Regions from separate parts of the Homo sapiens genome. Here all the other regions are linked to region 1. A link is a contact called in ENCODE Hi-C data. All regions are on one chromosome and are shown on one strand. The core of a region is the stretch at or near the end of the contact, and the rest is flanking DNA. Distances in the headings are between cores, read along the strand shown. Region 1 holds the start of NUB1 (negative regulator of ubiquitin like proteins 1). Region 2 holds the start of RBM33 (RNA binding motif protein 33). Region 3 overlaps RBM33 (RNA binding motif protein 33).

Region 1 (3,616 bases), core at 283-2,782:
ATCTATTTTATGTCAGTGCGGGGACAAGAATTAGGCTAATCAGGACAGGGAGGAGAAAAGAGAGGAAGGAATAACACAGCCAATGAGGCTGCTGTGTGCAACCTGGGTGGCCCATGGGAGAATCCTCCATTTTTCAAGCACTGACAAACGGCTTATCACAGCAAAGCATATTAGTACTTAGAGCGTTAGCTTTTCAAACACAAATAACTTTAAAAACTACTTTACATACTACTCATGAATCTTCAGAAATTCTGAATAAAATATCACAGCAACCCTACTGTCTCCCCACTGGGGGACAGTAATTTCACAGGCTGGTTACTGGAGCCAAGCAATTTGAAAGGCTGATGCGGTACTCAGAGATGCCATCCAAGGCCGGGCGCGGTGGCTCACACCTGTAATCCCAGCACTTGGGAGGCCGAGGCCAGTGGATCACCTGAGGTCAGGAGTTCAAGACCAGCCTGGTCAACATGGTGAAACCCCGTCTCTACTAAAAAAATAAACAAATAAAAAATTTTTAAAAAGATGCCATCCAAGCCACCACTTGACAGAAGGACGAAGGAGTGTTACAAACCCAGTGCGTGTCAGACACTCCAGGGAGCAAACAAGAGCTCCAGGGTTACACCGAATAAGATTTAATGTTAAAAAAAAATTAAACCACTGTCTTGAAACTTAAGGAACTTCAGTTATAGACAACAGAGTAAGTGGCGACATATTTTAAGTCAAGTTTAATAAGTCAGTTTTTAATTTTAACTGAAATGAGAACTGAAAAAGTTTCATGCATGCCATACAATGTTTCACATTGTAACTAAGAAAAGACGAAACTCATTAATATCACTCCGTGGTCCAAGCAGAAAGTGAAACGTTATAACGATCCTTTAAAAATTTCACTTTCACTTTTGTAATGAATCGATCATTGCTACATTTAGCCACACCTTTTCAAGTATACATTATATATAGTTGAAACACAACTATATCTAGTCAAGACACATTCATTTTTTCTTAGGAAAATGAAAGATTCTTGATTAAAAATAAAAGGGAAGGAGGTGAGAATGATAGAATCAGGTCGTCAAGGTTCGAGAAAATCAAGTGTCTTGTCATTAAATAGCAAAGAAAATCTGGCTTTGATTGCAAATAAATCCCAAATGGTATACTCGGAGTGTTACGATTCAAGTATAGCATTTGGCTAATTTTTTATAGACATATTTATTCCTTTCTCTCCCCAAACCGATACACTCAATATTTTCTTTTAAATACCCCACACCTCTGCCTAACTCAGGGCAAACCAAAGGGCCCCGAACGGCCAGCGCGTCCCGAAGCCCGGCCCACCGCTCCCGGCCCCGGCCCCGGCCCCGGCCCAGCTCCACGCATGGCTGCTCACCCCCGCCCCGCGGCCGCTCCACCCCTGGCCAGGAGAGGTGCCCAGTCGGACCGGGAACCGGGGCGCCAAGCAGTGCTGCTGAGGCTGGGGTCGAGGACACTCGGCCGCCGTGTCCTCACCTGCGCCACGCCACTCCCGCCGCGACCAGCAGAGTGCCCGGATGCGGCAGCGGCCGCCGTTTGTTTTCATTCCGGGTGAGGCCAGCCCCGCCCCCGCCGCCGCTGTCGCCTTCGCGCCGCCGCCGCCGCCGCCGCTTGGAAAGAGGGTTGTGGGCGGGGCCAAGGCGAAGCCAGCTGTGGGCGGGGATACGGTTGTGTGGGCGTGGTTACCGCGGGGCGGAGCCGCGACGGGGCGGAGCTAAGCGGAGGCGGGGCTGGGCGAGGATGTGGCCGTGTGGGGCGAGGACCTGGGAGTTGGTGTCCAACGCCACCCCAGGCTCAGTCTTCCAGGACTTCCCGCCCGGGCTCAGTTTGCCAGCCATCAAGAGGAAATGGATCCTGGCTTTGTTTCTCCAGAATCCTTGAAAGAGGCTGGGGGAAGGGTCGGGACCGTCCCAACCCGCATCTCATTCCTCAGCCTAGGCTGGACCCCTTCCCTAAACCAGCGGCTTTTCACCCCGCCCTCCACAAGCCCACCAGGGGCTTCCCTGGGGTGAAATTAGGCTGCTTCCCGGGAATTTCCTCCCCCATGCTGTCCACGGCCACTAGGGACCACAAGGCCTAGGGAGCTCTGCCTACTTCCAAGGTCCTATTCCCAAGGCTGTGCTCAACAGTGACGCTTCTATTTTATTATCAGTTATTGCTGTTAATCTCTTACTGTGCCTAATAAATTAAACTTTATCGTAGGTATGTACGTATGTATAGGAAAAATGAAGTGTGTGTATATATATAGTATATATATATGTGTGTGTATGTAAAATGGGGTGCAGTACTATCCGAGGTTTCAGGCATCCACTGTGGGTCTTGGGACACACCACCTGTGTGTGGACGAGAGGGGACTCCTGTAACCTTGCAGTGACCAATCCGTTTTTCGTTCCCTGTTGCTGCTTTCTTTAGCCCTTTTCTACCTATAAAGCCCACCTCCTCTGCCCAGCTCGTTGGAGCACCGTTTCTAAATTTTCAGAGAAGATGCCATCCTGATTCATGAATCAATAAAAACCAATAGATCTTTAATCTAAATTTGTGGTAATTTTGACTTCTGACAAAGGGATATTAATAACTGTATAACCGCACCAGACCAATCTGATTCGCCTTTTATATACCCAAGTTGTGAGTTGTTTTTCAGTTGCATGGACTCCCAGATGGAAGGTTTCGCACGTAACCTGAGGATGCCCAGGTGAACCAAGCATGCAACCAGGGGCGGAACCTGAGTGCTCAGATCAAAGCAGGGACTGAATTAAGAAATGGGCACTGCATGGTGAGATCCAGAATGCAATCAGATCAAGCCCTGGTGTCACCCCATGGCAGGGTCCAGTCAGATGAGCATCCCAGCATCACCTCATCGCAAAATCTAATCCGATCATGCGTCATTACCCTATGCTTATAAAACCCAACCCAGCCCCAAGCTCAAGGAGACAGAGCTGAGGGTTTCCTCATGTCTCCTTGACAGTCAACTCACAATAAAGCCTTTCTTTTCTCAAAAGCCCGTGCCATGGTGTTGGCTTCTAGCACATCAGGAAAAAGCCCGTTGATTGCTCAGTAGCAATTGCAGCAAGGTAGAAGGACAACAGAAACTGTTCTGACATTTTTTTCTGAGGGCTTTCTCTGAGATGAGTAACAAAGATAGTTTCACTTTTACATTTACGTAGTAGACCATCAGGAAATTGAATGTCCACGCTCAGGTGTGATGGAGCAGCTTGCAGTAGACCAAGGCTCCCACTAACAACAACTAGAAAAGCCAGAAAGCGAAGTCAGAAAACATCTGTTTGAAGGCAGTGAAAGCTGCTGAGGCAAGAATGGGGGGACTTGATATTCCAGAGAATGAGGAACCTTCAAGGGGTGAGCTAATGTCTGCAGTGGCTTGTATTGGTGTGTGAGGGCTTTTGCCAGTTCTGGATACAAGCATGAGGCTGAGAATTTAGACTTTGAGACCACAGAGGGCCACTGCTGGGGACACAAAACCAACACAGCGATGTAGGGGGAAATTCCAAGGACAATTGCTGAATTCAAGGCTTGTATGGGGCAAGAAACTGAAATGTAAATGGAAGGCCTCTGAAAGCAGAAGTTTTTGATAGACTTG
Region 2 (3,975 bases), core at 1,048-3,547, 4.3 Mb before region 1:
GCATACAATTATATTATTTCCTATTCGTAAAGAAAACATTTCATCCTTTAATTCATTCACCAAATGTTTGTTGAACACATGCTATGTGCCAGGAACACGTGGAACGCATGGTAAAACAGGTAGCATTTTTGTCCTCATGAGGTTTACAGGCTACTGTGGGAGGCAGATTTAAAAAACAAGTAAAAACTGAAGAAAATTACAAATTAAGATAAACGTTCTGAAGAAAACAAACAAAGGTGCTAGAGAATGAAGACAAGAGAGGCACAAGAGCAACGGACATACATTCCTCAGATACAATGAATTCTCAAGGAAAGCCTCCCTTAAAAGCGTGAGATCCACTGGATCAGGAGTCAGCCCTGGCAAGAGCGGGTACAGGAGCAGTCCATGCGATGAACTTCCAGGATAAAGGAAGCAATCACACAACATGCTGGTGGGGTAGGCAGGGACCAAGTCATACAGAACTCACAAATCTTGGCAAGGAGTTTGGTATGAAGAGCAAAGGAAACTTTGGCACTTGTGACAAAATGGAAGGAAAAACTCCAAAGCATCATGAATAAAGCCTACTTATTCTTCTAAAATAGCAATTCTCAAAACTTCTGACCTCAAAATTATTGAAGACCCAAAAATGCCTGTTTATCTGGATTACATTCAGTGATATTACTATTTTAGAAATTTAAAATGAGAAACGTAAAAGAATACACAAGCATATATTCCATTAGCCATCAGCATAACGTCTTCACATGTTATTCAGCCTCTAGAAAACTCCACTGTACACTACTGAAAGAAAAGAGAAAAAATACAAATAACACCTTAGTCTTTCTAATGAAAAGAGTGTTCACCCAAGAGTTCCCAGGTTACACTGGGAATGCTATAAAACAAGTAATTCTGACCCCCAGAAAGATAGGTGAACTATACATTTTAAAATTTTAATTAGTCTCAGATGTAACACGCAAACATCATGTATTTAAACTGAAAGAAAAGTGGCATATAGCAAACCAAATTGCCAGAAGCGACATTCCTACACTTAGTCTTTTTTGTTTTTCCATTTTGTCAGGCAAACGTTTTGACAGTTGGGCCAAAATTCCTAAACAGGATGATAACAACGTAACCATCTGCTAGCATTTACTAAAAAATACTTCTCGAGTATACACTAGACTGGCTTTTCAACGTTTCAATGGTAAGAACTAATCCCAAATGCTTTTGTTATCCATATTTTACCATCTTTTCAAAGTTTTCAAAATAATCACTTAAAAAGTCACTTTCAAGTATCTCTCCACGTTTTTAAAACCCCCAGTGATATGTAATTTTACCTGAAAGTAATTTACCTACAATTTTTTAGAGATAGGTGTTTCATCAATACTGTTTATGCTTGCAAACAAGAAAAACTATCCAAAGGAACTGACTCAGTATCTAAACCTTTTGTGTCACGTTTTCACTTTTGGAAGACGCACATAAAACACTAACAGGTTATTAGACAACAAATAAGTTAATTTAAAACAGGGATTTATTGAGACTTTCTCAAGAAATCTCACTTTCCAAACTGGCCTACTGTCGCACATTCCTTCACACAGGTGAATCTTTTCGTTATGTTTTTGTAATGGGCTTCAAATCAATCTAAATCTGTCAGGATGGCCCCACAATCTTAAACACCCACCCTACAGCGACCTGCCCCGCTCTCCCTAAGTGACACTGTCTCGGGGGGTGGGGGGGGCGCTCTCCTACCCATAGGACACCAGGCCGGCTTCGGCACTTAATGCCCGCCAACGCCAGAGATGGGCCTGACACTTAGGCAGCCTTGCAAAGTAGAGGACACACAGAAGTTCACAGGTAAGTACGATCTGCACAGCGGAGAGGAGGAGCGAGAAAGGGAGAATGACAATAGCGAGGGAAGGCGAGGGAGAAAACGGAATAGGCCGAACACAAAGAGAGTCGGAGCCGGGGAGAGCCTCGTCCTCTCCTAAGCGGGGAGGCCCCCCGGCCTACACCCCCGCCCACCGCGGCGCGGTCCTGGCCCCCAGAGTCCGGCTGCCTCACGTACCTCCGGCGCCTGCTCCTCCGCTCGCTCCCAGGGCGGCCGCCATGGCACTCGCGGGGCCCGGCCTTCAGCCTCCCCCACCAAGCCAGCTGGTGGGCCGACGTGCCTGGTCCGGGCCCGGGTACGGGTGACGGAGGACAGAGAAGGGAGGGGGCTGCAGGAGGCAGAGGCGAAGCCGGGCGCTTCGCGGTCCACAGCTGGCCCTTCGCCTCCGCAGGAAGAAAACAACAAACTACCGCAACATGGCCGCGCGCCCGCGCCCGCCGCGGTGCACCCTGGGATGATGGAGGCCGGGAGGCGGGCGGGCGCCGGGGCCTGCCCCCGCCGAGGCCGCAGCAGCCCTGAGGCCGCCGCCGTGTTTCGGGCGGTGGGCGTGCAACGCAAACACGCGGCAGTCACCTCCGCCCGGCTCCTGAAACCCAAATGTTTGAAGCAGGGCGGGGACGACTGCTGGCCATAGGTCGATTCCGGGTTCAGTCGTAAGGCGCTTTGCAGCAGTCGGCAAAGCGAAGCTTTACGGCAGCCCGTCTCCCGTTAGGAGCCGGGGAGGCAAGGTCCAGCGTACGGTCCGGGGGAACCTTAACTGTCGTTTCTGTGCCTGGACAGTAGGTTGGAGAGTGGGGTCTGAATGAGCTACAGTAGTGAACGCCGACGGCTTGTGTTGAGGGCAGGAAAGGGTGCACACAGCTCCGGCAGGTGCTTCCGCGAGGTGAGATGAGTGCCGCGCGCGCCGGGCTAACGTGCACGCGCACTCGTGCGGCGCCCGCGAGCCCTCACTTCCTACAACCCGAGACCCTCCGGACCCGCGACCCCGGACCCCCGTCCCCTTCTCCGCGCCCGGCTGGGCAGCGGGCAGCGCCGGACCCTGATGGGCTCTCGGCCCTTACTGCCCCTGCGCCTTGCGGCCCTGAGAACAAGACGTGAGCAGGACGGATAGCGCCCGGCACTCATGTCTGAGTTTGCATTTTGAGCAGTGAGAAAGGTTAAGAAACGAAATCCTCATACTTGACATAAAGGAAAGGGTGCTGGGTGGTCAGACAGCTGTGGACGAAAGGGCTCAGGGGTTTTGGGGTGTGGGGCCCGGGAAGGCGCATCTGAGTGGTCGCAGTCGGGGAAGGGGGTTGATTAAGTACACACCGGCTGTAAACATTGATTCCATATCGGTCAATGTGGGGCTTAGGTGAGGCGTTCTGACCCAGCAATGAAACTGGAAAGGTAGGCAGGGGCCAGGATTCCGGACTTTGGGACGTTTTTCTGAGTCTATGGGGTCTATTGAAAGATTTTAGAAACAATTTACATGGTAAGATTTGTATTTTAGAAAGGTGACTGATACAACAACGTAGAGGACCCTGCAATGTGGAGAGGCATGAAACTGGAGGTCCAGTGCCGTGAGTTAACAATCAAGACGTCCATACAGGAGATGCATTGGTGGATGGGTGAAGAGATGATAAAACGGTACGTATAATAAAATGCTGGCCGGGCGCGGTGGCTCACGCCTGTAATCCCACCACTTTGGGAGGCTGAGGTGGGTGGATCACGAGGTCAGGAGTTTGAGACCAGCCTGACCAACATGGTGAAACCCCGTCTCTACTAAAAATACAAAAATTAGTTGGGCGTGGTGGCACGCGCCTGTAATCCCAGCTACTCAGGAGGCTGAGGCAGGAGAATTGCTTGAATCGAGGAGGCGGAGGTTGCAGTGAGCCGAGATTGCGCCACGGCAATCCAGCCTGGGTGACAGAGCGAGATTCTGTCTCAAAAAAAAACAAAAAAATTATTCAACTGTGAGAACTCACTCCCCAAAAAAAATGTTTTGCAAGCAACTCATTGAAAAATGGTCTCTATTAAAAAGCACGTTAATACATCCATATTTAAATGGCTTGAACTCTTTATCACCTTTCATTATTTTTTGAACTGTGGAGGATGGCATGCCTAACTCAGAA
Region 3 (3,742 bases), core at 1,167-3,666, 4.4 Mb before region 1:
ACACACCTGTACGCTCAAAGCACTCAATTTTTAAAGTGAAAAATTCTCATCTTTTGGAAGAATTACTTTTTTGTTTTTGGTTTTGTTTTGTTTCGTTCTTACTTGACACGGAGTCTCGCTCCATCGCCCAGGCTGGAGAGCAGTGGCACGATCTCAGCTCACTGCAACCTCCGCCTCCTGGGTTCAAGCGATTCTCCTGCCTCAGCTTCCCAAATAGCTGGGTCTACAGGCACCCGCCACCATGCCCAACTAATTTTGTATGTTTAGTAGAGATGAGGTTTCACCATGTTGCCCAGGCTGGTCTCGAACTCCTGACTTCAAGTGAGCCACCCACCTCAGCCTCCCAAAGTGCTGGGAGCGCTGGCCAGAAGAATTGCTTTTGATACTTTATAATAAAACAGGACTTCTCTCCAAGTGTGCCTTAAAAATGCACCTAAACAGAACCACAGGTCTTCAACAACTCCTGGGAAATTAAATATTAAAAGAAAAAAAAAAGCAGTGTGTTTTGTAGGACACATCACTAAAAACAGGTAACTAAGATTTCCCTGCACAGAGGAGTTCCAAGACTTTAAACTGTGTCCAACATTTCACAGGCTAAATTATTCAGTTGCAGATGGGCAAACTACACTGAGGTTTAAGTCTCTATATATAGCACTCTATATCCGAAGAGAATTTAAAAGGTGTCCCAGTCAATGTAACAGATTTACTTAGCCAATAAACGAAAAACAGCCCTCCCTTGGTATGCATAGGAGATTGCTTCCAGGCCCCCGCATATACACATGTTGTACAAGGGACAACTATAGTTTATCACATACTTTATAAAGCAGTTTTTACAAAGTAGCTCAACAGCTCCAACAGAAGAAACAAGAAACCAATTTTATGTGATTTCAAGGAGTACCCCTGGCCTTTGACTAATTAGCATGGACTTGAACCCAGCCCTATCTCTATCCAACACATGCAACGCATGCTGACCAAGCAGCAAGTTAAAGGGTTACTGAATTTGATAAACCACCTTCTTTAATAGCTGTTACCATAGTGTTTAGCTGCTCGTTACTGCCGCAGATGGGAATTCATTGATATGATTAAATTTGATGGTATGATAATGTATGGTAATCACGATTAATCAGAAACCCACTAGCAAGTGGAGGATGTTGGGTATTATGTCACGTGCATTTTAAACTGCATTCTCTCCTTGCAAGCCTGACAATGTTTGACAGCTGGAAGGGTCTCCTACTATATTCGCCTGCTACTACTTATAGATCTGATCAGAGAAAATGCCCATCATTCCTTCCATAGCTTAAGTGCTGGTAATTATAAGGCATTGCAAGCATGTTGTAAAAACAGTAGGTGTTCAAAAGCAAGACGTTCTTTCCTGGATGGAATAAAGTCTGGATTCTCATCTGCAAGGGCTGTAATAGAAAGAAATGTGATTTGATGCAGCAGTCTCATCAAACATGATTTGCATGAAATGGCCTATAAGACACATCCAGGAAACATCATTCACTGCCACCTGATACCATGTGCCCAAATGTGGCCCAAACTATAAGATGTGTGATGTTCTGTAACTACAGAGTAAACACAAATACGAACCTCGTTTGCCAGGTCTAAGTAAGTAAGAACACGATTGTTAAGAAGATGCATTCAAACTTAAAAGTATAGTTTATTTTAAATTTAAACAAAAGGCACTAAGAAATTATTCAGCAGCCCAACTACCTGGTATTTAACGGCTAACTGAAATATCACTATTTGCCCGAAACACCAATGTAAAATCAAAGGACTGAATAGTTTTTAAAATTTTTAAACTTATTTTAAAATACTCTAGGTCAGGAATCTTTAAAATGATTTTTTCATAAGCTTAAAATTTAGCTCAGCACTTTTTCACAAGCTTAAAAACAGCAATTGCACAGAAAAACTAGATTCACAAAAGTCTCAAAACAACATGTTAAAATATTCCAACAGTTGACATTTTATGTTACTTTTTTTAAGTGGGCAAACTTTAAAAACAAAAAACTCTCTGAGGACAAATACATGACTAGAAAATATACTTTATGGATAAGATAAGGACTTACAGCTTTATATTAGTGACAAAAACACCAGGTATAGCCTTTGCAGAAAGAGAAACCAATTAGATTAATTTAATTGTAAAACAGAGAACATCTGAAATGGAAAACAGAATTTAAAGTGTAGAAACTTACTTTCAGAAAGGTAACTAGCCTTCCACACCACTACTTCCTTATTTAAAAGACAAAACAAAACACAACACAGTGTTTCGTGAAATAGCATTCAGCATTCCTGACATGAACAAAAATGTGTTCATTAAATGGACTAGTAGATGGTTAAGAGGCCAGACCAGAAGACTGGACAGAGCAAAGTGCCCAAATGTAACAGGGTCATCAGTCACACAGGACATGTTAAGCTCTGAGGGTATGTTACTTCCTGTGCTCATCAGCCCATGTAAGTATTCATAACTTATGTAACGGAAATATGTTTTACAATCAGAAGAAAAAAAGTTTCAGAGTTCAGAACTAACGTGCATATCTGTAACTAAAATTAAGTACATAAATCTAATTTTTAAATGGAAGCCTAAATTACAAAGCACTTTACAGAATTCCTTAAATGAGGGACTAGGGAAGGACATGCATCCTAGTGCAAAGACTAACATAACCAAGAGCAAAAGCAATTTTCTCCAAAATGATCAAAAACAAGGATCCTTTTCTTAAGACACTTATTTTGACATTCAGTTATTTGTTTTAAAAATCATTTCTTAAATTCTCCAAATAATGCTAATTAACAAGAAATAAAAATATTAGTCTAACTACAAGCAAAGCCCAGAATACCAAATTTTGGCCTCAGATTTGGATTTTTAAGAATAATTTTAAAGAATAATTTTAAATAATTTTACACACTATGAAAAATGGTATTTCACATTTGGGTGCCTCAATTTCTGTAATTTTTAATTAAAAAAACTAGAGGTATTATAACTCAGCAAAATTTCTGGACATACTAGTTCTAAACTAAGCATAAATAGCAAATGTATCATACAGCCTTTAAAATTTGGAAATCTAGTGGTACTTTTGCGTATTGTCTGCCTTTTTTTTAACTCTTTTAGTCAATTGGGTATGAAGCTGCATTCTTGTATAGTTAAATGCATGTGATATAATTCTACTATACAAATTCACATACGTTCTTGAATACAACAAGTAAAAAATATAAAAATTAAAAAGCACACCCCCCCTTTACATTACTTATTCTATGTAGGGCTCCTAATAAGCAGTAAGGTCACTCTATATTAAGTTTCTGGGTATGTCTATTTGACAACTATGTGCTCCCTCCCGCCTCTCTGCACAGGGCCTGTGGCTAAGTGCACCACCGAGCACAGGATGACCGGGACTCTGGCACGGGTGTTTAGCCACAGACATTCACCAGATATCACACAAATAGGAGTAAACACACAACTATGACTGATGTGAGGAAGCTACATATGCACTACTACGAGCACAGCTTTGGATAGAATGTTACCTATCCTAGGAGCAATGAGAATTCCTTTAAAGGTACTTAAGCTGGGGAAAGGAGAGATTACAATGAACCTTGATTTGCTCAATTGCAAATTTCATAACAACTGGCACACAGATTTCTGAATTCAAATCTATTTTTGCGTACTAAGAAGCACACTGACTCAAACAGACCACCTGCTACATTTGAAGTTCAATGTTCCATCACTTTGTGTGTGCGTGTGTGTAGT

The links. Hi-C counts contacts between places; a loop is a spot of excess contacts on that map. Pooled maps may share reads with other maps.
Region 2: a map of CD4-positive, alpha-beta T cell shows a loop between it and region 1 (14-fold over the local background). The contact joins the promoter of RBM33 here to the promoter of NUB1 in region 1. A Hi-C loop is called at or near these places in 1 of 168 maps with a recorded cell type or tissue (CD4-positive, alpha-beta T cell), 1 of 37 single-sample maps with no recorded cell type and 6 of 50 pooled maps.
Region 3: a loop to region 1 is called in a map of B cell, with 14 times the contacts of the local background. The contact joins the enhancer-like site here to the promoter of NUB1 in region 1. A Hi-C loop is called at or near these places in 1 of 168 maps with a recorded cell type or tissue (B cell), 1 of 37 single-sample maps with no recorded cell type and 2 of 50 pooled maps.

What each region holds. Positions count from the first base shown.
Region 1 is chr7:151,339,728-151,343,343 of GRCh38, reverse strand. NUB1 (negative regulator of ubiquitin like proteins 1) reads right to left here and starts at 1,532. Exons shown (of 15, transcript NM_001243351.2): 1 at 1,498-1,532. RefSeq lists silencers at 1,263-1,442, 1,613-1,812 and enhancers at 1,410-1,911, 2,981-3,070, 3,201-3,260.
Region 2 is chr7:155,642,983-155,646,957 of GRCh38, reverse strand. RBM33 (RNA binding motif protein 33) reads right to left here and starts at 2,297. Exons shown (of 18, transcript NM_053043.3): 1 at 2,039-2,297. The coding sequence starts at 2,081. RBM33-DT (RBM33 divergent transcript) reads left to right here and starts at 2,552. Exons shown (of 3, transcript NR_126344.1): 1 at 2,552-2,744; 2 at 3,354-3,490. RefSeq lists a silencer at 1,970-2,479 and an enhancer at 2,404-3,358.
Region 3 is chr7:155,720,890-155,724,631 of GRCh38, reverse strand. The region is part of intron 9 of RBM33 (RNA binding motif protein 33); the gene reads right to left. Among named protein-coding and RNA genes, the nearest start is that of RBM33, 78 kb to the right of the region's middle. Within about 2 kb of position 2,416, at least 3 of the 41 ENCODE cell types and tissues checked have a DNase peak (open chromatin) inside an H3K27ac peak, as active enhancers do; they include B cell, where a contact is called at or near this core.